2 separate regions of the Homo sapiens genome follow, and region 2 is linked to region 1. A link is a contact called in ENCODE Hi-C or POLR2A ChIA-PET data. All regions are on one chromosome and are shown on one strand. The core of a region is the stretch at or near the end of the contact, and the rest is flanking DNA. Distances in the headings are between cores, read along the strand shown. Region 1 has its middle 16 kb from the start of ELOA. Region 2 holds the start of LINC02793 (long intergenic non-protein coding RNA 2793).

Region 1 (5,505 bases), core at 1,152-3,651:
TGAAAACTCCGTCTCGGGGAAAAAAAAAAATGGCAGTTTTAGGTCCAGCGCGGTGGCTCACACCTGTAATCCCAGCACTTTGGGAGGCTGAGGCGGGTGGGTCATCTGAGGTCAGGAGTTCATGACCAGCTTGGCCAACATGGTGAAACTCCGTCTCCATAAAAATAAAAATACAAAAATTAGCTAGGCATGATGGTGCATGCCTGTAGTCCCAGCTAGATGGGAGGCTGAGGCAGGAAAATCACTTGAACTTGGGAGGCGGAGGTTGCAGTGAGCTGAGATCATGCCACTGCACTCCAGCCTGGGTGACAGAGTGAGACTTGATCTCAAAAAAAAAAAAGCAGTTTCATATGGGTCAATATAATAGAAAGTCCTACATTTTCAGGCCCCTATGTTCCAGCAAAACCAACTGCTTGTCATTGTTGTGCACCTGCAACATTATTTGTTGCCTCTGTGCCTTTGCCCAAGCCAGTTCCTTATCTGGATACCCACACACTCTTAGGATTCAGGTGTCCCCACCTTCTGGAACCTTCCCTGTCATCTGTCCCCCAAGGCAGGTGAAGTGCTCCTCCTCAGTGCTTCCCTAATGCAGTCAGCATGGCTGTCTAAATGTTTAGGTTTGTCTACCCCACTAGCCTATGAACTCCTCTAGGGCAAGGACGATTTTTTGGTAGCTAACCAAATATGTGAGTTAATGAATATCTACAAAGAAGGGAGGCCTAACTCTGCCGGGAGAGCCACAGAAGGTTTCAGAAAGGGACCATCTGACCTAGATCTTGAAGGAGGAGGAGGAAGGAATTTGCCAGATGATAAGTGAGTGGAAGGATACTCCAGTTGAGGTGACAGCAGGTGTAAAGGGGCTGGAGTTCCAATGGAGCCTGCAGTGTTAGAGGAAATGTAAGCACGGCTTGAGAAGGGTGCATGAAGGAGAGCCAAGAGAAAAAGGCCATCTTCATAGGGGATACCCTCCCTCCTGAATCTTGGTCAAGACACCCTGAAACTGATAAACACATCCACAAATACTCCCCAGTGGGTACTGATTAAAGGGCCTGTGGGACTAGAGTGTTCTTCTACCTTGAAGACAAAAACAAAAAAACAAAAAAAAAACAAATCATCTGAGCACAGATGTAAAACCAGCCACATGGAACCACTATGTTCAAACTAGCATGACCTTCTGCAGCCCTCAAGGAACTACTCTCTAGAGAAGTCACTGTAGGCCGGGCGCGGTGACTCACGCCTGTCATCCCAGCACTTTGGGAGGCTGAGGTGGGTGGATCACCTGAGGTCAGAAGTTCGAGGCCAGCCTGGCCAACATGGTGAAACCCCGTCTCTACTAAAAATACAAAAATTAGCTGGGCGTGGTAACAGGCACCTCTAATTCCAGCTACTCGGGAAGCTGAGGCAGGATAATTACTTGAACCTGGGAGGCGGAGATTGCAGTGAGCTGAGATTGCCCCACTGCACTCTAGCCTAGGCAACAGAGCAAGACTCCATCTCAAAAAAAAAAAAAAGAAAGAAAGAAAGAAAGAAAAGAAAAAAGAATCATTGTTCCCTTAAGGCCAGCAGATTCCCCTTTCACTTCCTGGTTTGAATGGGGCAGGACACAGGCAAACCTCTAGAAAGTGTGTTTCCTCACCAAAGTGGGGAGTTGTGATTGTTGAATACGCTGATAACTAAATCAATAATACTTGTGCCAAGAACTAGAGAATAAAGAAGAAATACGCTCTTGAAATAGGAATAAAGATTCATTCAAATATTTATTGAACCCCCCCTCTGTGGCGGTACTGGGCTTGATGCTTGGCCTCCTGAGATGTGCAGACAGCCCCAAACCTAAACAAGAGTCCAGGCTAGTGGATGTGATGTTATTCAAAAGAAATATTTCACTAGGGAAGCCCTAAATCTCTCCATACCTAAAGGATGATCTGAAGACTTAAAACAAAAATTCTACTGAGGGAGAAGAAAGTTCTATAGATGTATTTTTTTTAAATGTTCAATCTCAGCAGTAATCAGGGAAATGCAAATTGCATTTTAATTTGAATTGAAACACCATTTCAAGCCCACTAAACTGATTTAGTACCTGATAGGATGACTGAGCCAGCACGCCTGAGGTGGCAGAACAGTAAACATGACCAGGTACTGAGGAGCTACAGGTACAGCAGGCGCTTAGTAAATATTTTGCTAAGTCAAGCACAGAAAGCCTAGAACATAGATAGCAAACTGGCAGCTTGTGGGCTAAATACAGCCTACCGACATGTTTTGTTTGCTCTCCCAATGTTTACAAAAATGAAATAATTGCCAAGAGTTTAAAATGAGGAGATTTCACAACTTCTCTTGAGAAACAGTAAGATCCAGCAGCTCCTGGCCCAGTCTCCATGGGGCAACACGTGGCTGCAGCTGAGAGCAACAGAGAGAGCCCTACGTCTTTCACCACATCCCCACTACAGCCCCGGCCTCCCACGCTGGGGCTGCTGCACCATCTTCCGTTCTGTCTAGCCCTAGAAGCACAGAAGTACGCTCCTCCTTGGCTAGAGATTTAATGGGATCCACTCTCAGGAAGAAAATTCAGAGACTGGTATTACCAACTCTGCAATGGAGCCAGGAACTACGGCCAGGGACAGTTTCTTCAGTGAGATACTGACATCCTATTATCCCAAATCCTTAAAACCCTACAGGGTTGATGCTATCATCAACATTGTTCATTCACAATTGGAAACTGAGGCATAAAGAAGTTAAGAAATTTGCCCAATGGGTGGCAAAACAGGAATGGAAACTCAAGAATTTCTGACTTAGCTAATATTAATTAAGCATATTAATATGCTAAGCACTTAAATGTATCACGTGAGCTAAATAATTTGATTCTCACTTCAACCCTGTGGGATAGAAACAATTACTAAGCCCATTTTACTTGTGAGGAAACTATGGCACAGAAGGTTCATGACTAGTCAAAGGCCACACAGCTAATTGGAGGCAGAACTGAGATTTGAATCCAGCAGTCTTACAACACAGCTTGAATCTCGCAAGGCAGGTGGCTGCCTGCCTCTAGTAGCTTCTGCAGAGTGAGTCCCCACTTCACCAACCCCACCAATTCCCTCTTCATGTTCACCACTGTTACCAGTTCAGTGCCTTTTTTTCAAGACAGAAGCACTGTCTATGGTGGCTTTTAATACCCCAATGGGATGCCACATACCATCCTGCAACATGCTTACCCTTCTCTTTTTTTTTTTTTTTTTTCAGACGGAGTTTCACTCTTGTTGCCCAGGCTGGAGTGCAACGGTGCAATCTCCGATCACCGCAACCTCTGCCTCCTGGGTTCAAGCAATTCTCCTGCTTCAGCATCCCGAGTAGCTGGGATTACAGGCATGCGCCACCACGCCCAGCTAATTTTTTTATTTTTAGTAGAGACGGGGTTTCTCCATATTGGTCAGGCTGGTCTTGAACTCCCGACCTCAGGTGATCCACCCACCTCGGCCTCCCAAAGTGCTGGGATTACAGGTGTGAGCCAGCGCGCCCGGCCCGCTTATCCTTCTCTTAATAATACACTGTGGAGCACCTTCCATATCAGCATGCTATTCCATTTTGTAGACTTACTGTAATTTATTTAACTTATAAATATTTAAGGCAGGGTAAGGTGGATCATTCCTATTATCCCAACACTTTGGGAGGCCAAGACGGGAGGAGCACTTGAGCCCAGGAATTTAAGACCAACCCAGGTAACAAAGCGAGCGAGACCCAGTCTCTACAAAAAAAAAAATTTTAGGCCAGGTGCGGTGGCTCACGCCTCTAATCCCAGCACTTTGGGAGGTGAAGGCAGGCGGATCACCTGAGATCAGGAGTTCAAGACCAGCCAGGCCAACATGGGGAAACCCCATCTCTACTAAAAATACAAAAATTAGCCAGGCGTGATGGCAGGTGCCTGTAATCCCAGCTACTTGGGAGGCTGAGGCGGGAGAATTGCTTGAACCTGGGAGATGGAGGCTGCAGTGAGCCGAGATCGTGCCATTCCAGCCTAGGCGACAGAGCAAGATTCCATCTCAAAATAAATAAGTAAATAAATAAATAAATAAATAAGGCAGGTGTGGTGGCTCACACCTGTAATCCCAGCACTTTGGGAGGCTGAGGCGGGTAGATCATGAGGTCAGGAGATGGAGACCAGCCTAGCCAACATGGTGAAACCCTGTCTGTACTAAAAATATAAAAATTAGCCAGGTGTGGTGGCACGTGCCTGTAGTCCCAACTACTCGGGAGGCTAAGGCAGGAGAATCACTTGAACTCAGGAGGCAGAGGCTGCAGTGAGCTGAGATCATGCCACTGCACTCCAGCCTGGGCGACAGAGCGAGACTCCGTCTCAAAATAAATAAATAAATAAATATTTATTTATGTTGTCCTCTGTTTTTTTCTTTTTCTTTTTTTTGAGATGGAGTCTCGCTCTGTCACCCAGGCTGTAGTGCAGTGGCGTGGTCTCGGCTCACTGCAAGCTCTGCCTCCCGGGTTCACGCCATTTTCCTGCTTCAGCCTCCTGAGTAGCTGGGACTACAGGCACCTGCCACCACACCTGGATAATTTTTTTTTTTTTTTTTTTTTGTATTTTTAGTAGAGACGGGGTTTCACCATGTTAGCCAGGATGGTCTCGATCTTCTGACCTTGTGATCCGCCTGCATTGGCCTCCCAAAGTGCTGGGATTACAGGCATGAGCCACCGCGCCCGGCCTTTTTTTTTTTGAGACAGAGTCTCGCTCTGTCGCCCAGGCTGGAGTGCGGTGGCGCCATCTCGGCTCACTGCAAGCTCCGCCTCCCAGATTCACGCCAGTCTCCTGCCTCAGCCTCCCAAGTAGCTGGGATTACAGGCGCCCACCACCATGCCTGGCTAATTTTTATATTTTTAGTAGAGACAGGGTTTCACCATGTTGGCCAGGCTGGTGTCGAACTCCTGACCTCAAGTGAGTCTGCCCGCCTCAGACTCCCAAAGTGCTGGGATTACAGGCGTGAGCCACTGCGCCCGGCCTAGTTTTTCCTTCTTTAAAAAACAACTGATGCATTCACCTAAATTTGTGCGGTTGGACACTGTAGGATAATTCTAAGTAGAATTCTGGAGTCAAAGTCATGCATCTATAAGATTTTGATAGATACTGTAAAATTCTCCTCCAGAAAGGCTCTGCCAATGTACATTTCCACCAACACTGTAAGAAGTGCCTGTTTTCCATGCCCTTGCCTACGATGGGTACATTTTCCTGTTGCTTTTTCTGTACCACACATAAACTGCCTCCCTTAAGCTGCCTTCTTGTTTTTATAATTTGTTCAGTTTCACCAGCATGATTACAACTATAAAAGGAACAAAACAAAATAATCTACGTCTAGGAAACACACCAAAATGATGGCAGTGATTGGATTTATGTGGGCATGACATAAGTGATTTTTTTTTTTTTTTGAGATGGAGTTTCGCTCCTGTTGCCCAGGCTGGAGTGCAATGATGCAATCTTGGCTCACTGCAACCTCCGCCTCCCAGGTT
Region 2 (5,505 bases), core at 1,764-4,263, 1.3 Mb before region 1:
GCTGTTGTTGCTGTTTTGCATACAGAGGGCAGAGGATTTTTCCCAGGCCTTGAAACCTGATGGAGTTTGTCTGATTGGATTTTGAAATTGCTTGGGACTGGTGACTCCTTTTTTCCTTCCATTTTCTCCCTATTTGAATGGAAATGTCTATAACTGTTGTCTTATGCTGTCCCACCACTGTATTTTGGGAGCAGAAAGCTTGTTTTCTAGTTTCACAAATCTGCACATCCAGAGGAATTTTGCCCAGAACTGATTATATCCTCAGCCCCACCCATACCTGAGACTTTGCAGATGTGATGAAGGATCTTGAGATAGGGAGAATATCCTGGATTATCCTTTTCAGATGGATGCAGGAGGAGTCGGAGCTGGAGGAAAAGGCGATGTGATGACAGAAGCAGAAATTGGAGCGATGCACTTTGAGATGGAGGAAGAGGCCACAAGCCAAGGAATGCAGGTGCCTCTAGAATCTGATAAAAAGAAAGGGAATGGTTTTCCCTCAGAGCCTCCAGGAAGAAACACAGCCCTGCTGACACCTTATCTGTCTCAGGGAAAAATCTGAAATCTTGACCTCTGTAGCTGTGTGACAATAAATTTGTATTGCTTAAAGCCACAGTTTTTTTTGTGGTAATTTGTTTTGGCAATAACAGGAAACTAATGATGGCAGCAGCGGGCCATCTGGAGGGGCTGCTGCCATCACACCGGCTTCATCAGGGAGGCATGGCTGGGGCTGCATTCTCCATGGAGCTGGCAGGAGCCAGGGACAAGCAGGAGCTCCACCCCCTTCTGAGTTGGGGCGGGATCTCCGCTGGTACCACTGCAGCCACCCCAACCATGGCTGCGGACCCGGGCATCCCTGTGCTCTCGGGACCTGGGAGCAGGTGGGAGCCCCACTCTCCTGGGCGGAGCCACAGCTGCCCAAACTGTGGGTGTGAACCCAGGCATCCTTGCATTCTTGGGGACCCAGGAAGGGGCTCCCTGCCTTCACAGGCTCAGAAGTGCCCGCTCCCACTGCCTGGATTCTTTCTACTGTCGGTGCCTGCTCCGATCTCAGAGCAATGTGGGGCCAAGCCTGTGTGCTATCACAGCCAGGCCAGCGGTGCACACACTTGGGGCAGCACTGACATTCTGGCTCCCTGCTGCCTTGGCCCCCTCCAGACTTTGGGCACTGACAAACGTTGGGGAGGAAGCTGAGGGGGTTGCTGAGGGTGGGTCGACGCTGGCCTGCAGGTGCCCATTGGTGGGTGCAAGCAGCCTGGGGGCCATGAACAAGCCTGGGAGCAAGAGGCAGACAGGCCAGGGAGGGCTGCCATCTGCCTTCAGAGAAAAGCAACCCACCCCAGGTCCTCCTCTCTGCTGAGAGGACAAAGAGACGATAGGATGACCAGCTGTAGAGAGGAGCTAGCCTCTCTGCTGAGAGCCGCAGAGACAACAGAATAACCTGCCTGCAGAGAGAAGCCACCCCCTCTAGGGCCTCCTCTCTGCGGAGAGCTGCAGACAACAGGATGGCCAGCAGCAGAGAGAAGCAACCCTCTCTGCTGATAGCTGAACACTTGTCAGGACAACTAGCTGCAGAGAGGAGCTACCCTCTCTGCTGAGACCTCAACACTTGTTGGAACCTGCCTGCAGGAACTACACGCTCTGCTAGGAGCTGAACACTCATCGAGACACTCTGGCTGCAGAAAGGAGCTACCCATGGCAGGTCTCCTCTGAGCTGCGCTATTGCTCAGTAAAGCTCCTCTTCCTTTTGCTCACCCTCCACTTGTCTGCATACTTCATTATTCTGGATTGCAGGACAAGAACTCAGGACCTGATGAATGGCAAGGCTAAAGAGCTGTAACACAAACAGGGCTGAGATATGTCCCTTGCTCGCCATGCCACAGGCAAAGAGGAGAGAGGAGCTGCAGCCCTTCAGGGAGCTCAGGCCTGGGTGCTCCCTGAGCCAGACCTATGACTCCCTCCTTGGGTCCCTGTGGTTCCTGGCATCTCCAAGCTTCCAGGTGCCACTATGTTCCCAGTGCCAGCTGTGGATGCTGCTTGCAATGCACCTGGTCCAACCACAGACTCACAGAAAGCTGGCACTGGTGCTGGCACCTGGAGCTGCCTGCCCCACTGCAGCAGCCACACAGAGGTTTCCGGCCAGAAAAGTGACACCCCAAAGATCCCGTAGCACTAATACACCAACTCAAATTTGAAGAAGAATATTAAGAAAGCCTTGTCTTTTTAGAGACGATGGCTTATTATAAAGTGTAGTGATTCAAGGAGGATGTTCAAAAAATGGAAGAGAGAACCTCTGAACGCACCCACTTATAAATGGGCACTTCGAACGTGGAAGACGTCAGCATTTACAGAGCAACCTATTTAATAAAGAAATGGTGCTAGGCTAACTGGCTCTTCACACAGAAGAGATAAAATGCTATTCCTACCTCACACCAAACATAACGTACATTTCAGATGACCCAAAGCCCTGAATGGGAAAGAGCAAAATTTAAAATTTTTAGAAGAAAGTAATTATTCATGACATTGGGGGTACAGAAGTCTTAAAACAAAAACAAAAACAAACTAGATACAAAATTGAAATAATAAAATAAAAAATTAATAGTTAAGACTACATCTGTATTGAGCATATACTATGTATCAAGCATGATCTGCTCCACACTGCCACCAGAGCCACACATCTGACCACACCTGTGCCTGATTGAAGCCTTCTGAGCAGGGTGGTGCCCAGCCCACCAGGGGCAATGCAGGCCTACTTCTAGAGCAAAGGTTCCCACCCTCTCCTGAAGGCATCACACCCCACACACCTTCATTGCTTTCCGGCATTCCTTAAATACAACACCCTCTTTCGTGTCTCTAAGCCTTTGCACCTGCTCTTCCTTCTGCCTGGAGTGCATTCTCTTATTCACCACCTGGACAACTCCAGTGCATCCTTAAACGCCCAGCTCAGGTATCATGTCCCCAGGAAAGCATGCTGGCTTGCTGCGGGACTACTGCCTGCAGGACAACAGGCAATGTTGCAGTTCTCTCATCTCCACAAGCACTTACCTGGTGCTGTTCATTATGAAGTCTTTGCTGCTGCTTCCATTATGAGGGAGGTCCCTGGGGGTGAGGTGGGATGATGCATAACGTGATAGTTGAGTGTTGGCTCTGGAGACAGACAGTCCTGGGGAGAAATTCCAGATCTGCCATATTCTTGACAATGACCTTAAGCTTTCTGAGCATTTGTTTCTGTAGAGTGGGGCAGCAGGCCCACCTCCCAGGGGTGTTGTGAAGGTGAGATGAGATGACATGCGATGTGTTCATACCTGAGTTTGGGCTGATCTGAAAGCAGACCCTGCAACTCACACTAGGATGTGAGTTGCAGGTAGTTCATTTATGATCCCAAGGAGTACCTGTAAGGGGGTGGGGAAGAAACCAGGGAGGAATATGCATTAGCCAGCAAGTTATAGCTGTGGGCAACCGGGGCTCCATCCCACTGGGGACCCTGGGAAGACAGCGTAGAACACACCTGAGTGACCCCAGCTGAGCGGGGAGGGAGCTGAGTGTGTATTCCTCGGCTCTGTTCCAACATTGCTTGAGGGTCACTCCTAGGTGTGTGCTAACTCCCAGGACTCTGGCTTGCCCCCAACCACTGACCAGAGAACATTGTTGTGGGGCAGGGGGAGTTGCAGGTGCTGTGGTTGGAAGCTTTCCCATGGGCATGAGCCACAGGAATAACCAAGGCACGCGGGCGGCACTGCCATCTGCTGCAACCACGCATGCACCTGTGCGCAGTCACCAGAAGTTGCCCATTTGTTTTCTCATTTGTTTCCACAACCATCCTGGGAAAGGCATTCTGCCCATTTACAGATCAGGAGACTGAGGTCCAGAGAGGTTACCTAAGAAGACATTTGTTGAATAAATGAATCAATGAACAAGTGAACGCACAGACCTCTCTGAAGTGGTGAATTAAGTCAATCTGAGAAGATGAGAATCCAAGAGTCCCGATTCCCAGCTGAGGCTTGCATTCTCTCCCCTCATGCCCAGCTATCTCTGCACAGTGCTCTGCCGTCTCGAATCCCTTTCCACTCAGTAATCACTGAGCCAGTGGTGACTCCATGTTCAGGCTCAGGGGGGAAGCCCACTGGTGTAGGAGATTTGAGTTCTGGTCCTGGCTGTGTCTTCATCTGCGCTATGATGTTGGGTATGTCCTGGCCCCACTCTGGGCTCAGTTTTTCCATCTGTTAAATGGGAATGGGTGGATGTTAGATCAGCTAAGTCCCCCAGGCTGTTGGAACAGTGGGGAGGCTTTGGGTTGGGTTGCCCAGACTTGCCAGGTCTGGCATGGGAGATGGAGGGAACTGATGTGTCCCCTCTGCCCAGCATCCTGCTTGACAGGGCTGGCAGCTCAGTGGTTACAGCATCTCCTGATTTGGCCACACCTGGCTCTGAGGTCAGATTTTGGCCTGATGCAACGCTGGTGGCAGGCTTCACTCCGCAGACACACACTTCTGACGCTGGCCATGTTTGAGTCCTGACTTGGGCCTATTTGCTCTTTGACCCTGGTGATGGATGAAGTCCTGATTTGAACATAAACCGACGGCTGTCCCTTGTCACAGACTGATCCCTCAGCCAAACCATACACTGACTCCTGCCGGGGTACCCACTGACTCCTGATCCAACCACAAACCTCTGGCCCAGGCTGACTGCTGACCTTGGCCCCACGCTGACCACTGGGCAGCGGCTGGGCAGCCTGAGATTAGTCACTGGTGTTCCTCAGCCACTCTCCCCTGCTGGTGGACTTGAGATACAGCCCTTGTAAGTAGGAGAGTCCCCTTACTCTAAAGGGGACACACTGGACGAGACAGCAGGAGGCACTATTGACTGGGCCTCTCTGTCCCACCATAGCCGAGCACTGCCACCCAGGCTGGCTCTGCCTCCCCCAGGCTGGGATTCATCACCCGTGCTTGGTTCAGTAGCCTTTCTGGAGACTGCATCGTGCCCCAGTCCTTTGGGGTCCCTGAACTTTGGGGGTGCCAGAAGTGATGCATTCCATTAGAAACTAAAGAACCTTGAGTTACTCTCGGAAGAGCTCTGGTATGGAAGGCAGAAGACCGAGGCATGAATTCCAGCTATGCCACAGACTCACTGTGTGACTTTGAGCATGATCTTTCTGGGCCTCAGTTTCTCCATCTGCCCTGCCTCTTCCCTGCCAGATGTAGAAAGTGCTCCTTAACTAGGGGCATCTATGAAATGGGAACAACAGCGATTTCTAACTCAAGGTTGAATGAGATGAATCAAGGAGACAGTTGCCTCAGGGCCTTTGCACGGCTATTGTCGCTGCCTAGAATGCTCTTCCCCCAGACACCCACATGGTTCTTTCTGCTTTCTGCTTAAATGTCATCTCAGGGAACCTCCCCTGACCACACAGCTTAAAGTACTAACACCTTCCCCAAATGCCTTCTCTCCTCCTCCTAATTAATTTTTCTCCAGAAGTTATTATATGATCACTGGCACACACTGTATGCT

What was found. A loop is a pair of places that touch in the nucleus more often than their neighbours do. ChIA-PET counts read pairs that join two places held with the same protein, here RNA polymerase II (POLR2A). Pooled maps may share reads with other maps.
Region 2: a pooled map shows a loop between it and region 1 (4-fold over the local background). The contact joins the promoter of LINC02793 here to the enhancer-like site in region 1. A Hi-C loop is called at or near these places in 11 of 37 single-sample maps with no recorded cell type and 4 of 50 pooled maps. POLR2A ChIA-PET finds 5 or more read pairs at or near these places in 1 of 52 experiments (B cell).

Annotation. Positions count from the first base shown.
Region 1 is chr1:23,724,372-23,729,876 of GRCh38, reverse strand. No RefSeq gene overlaps it. Among named protein-coding and RNA genes, the nearest start is that of ELOA, 16 kb to the left of the region's middle. RefSeq lists an enhancer at 1,377-1,526. Within about 2 kb of position 2,401, at least 20 of the 41 ENCODE cell types and tissues checked have a DNase peak (open chromatin) inside an H3K27ac peak, as active enhancers do; they include B cell, where a contact is called at or near this core.
Region 2 is chr1:25,038,675-25,044,179 of GRCh38, reverse strand. It overlaps LINC02793 (long intergenic non-protein coding RNA 2793), which reads right to left and starts at 3,013. Exons shown (of 3, transcript XR_947090.3): 1 at 2,802-3,013; 2 at 278-467.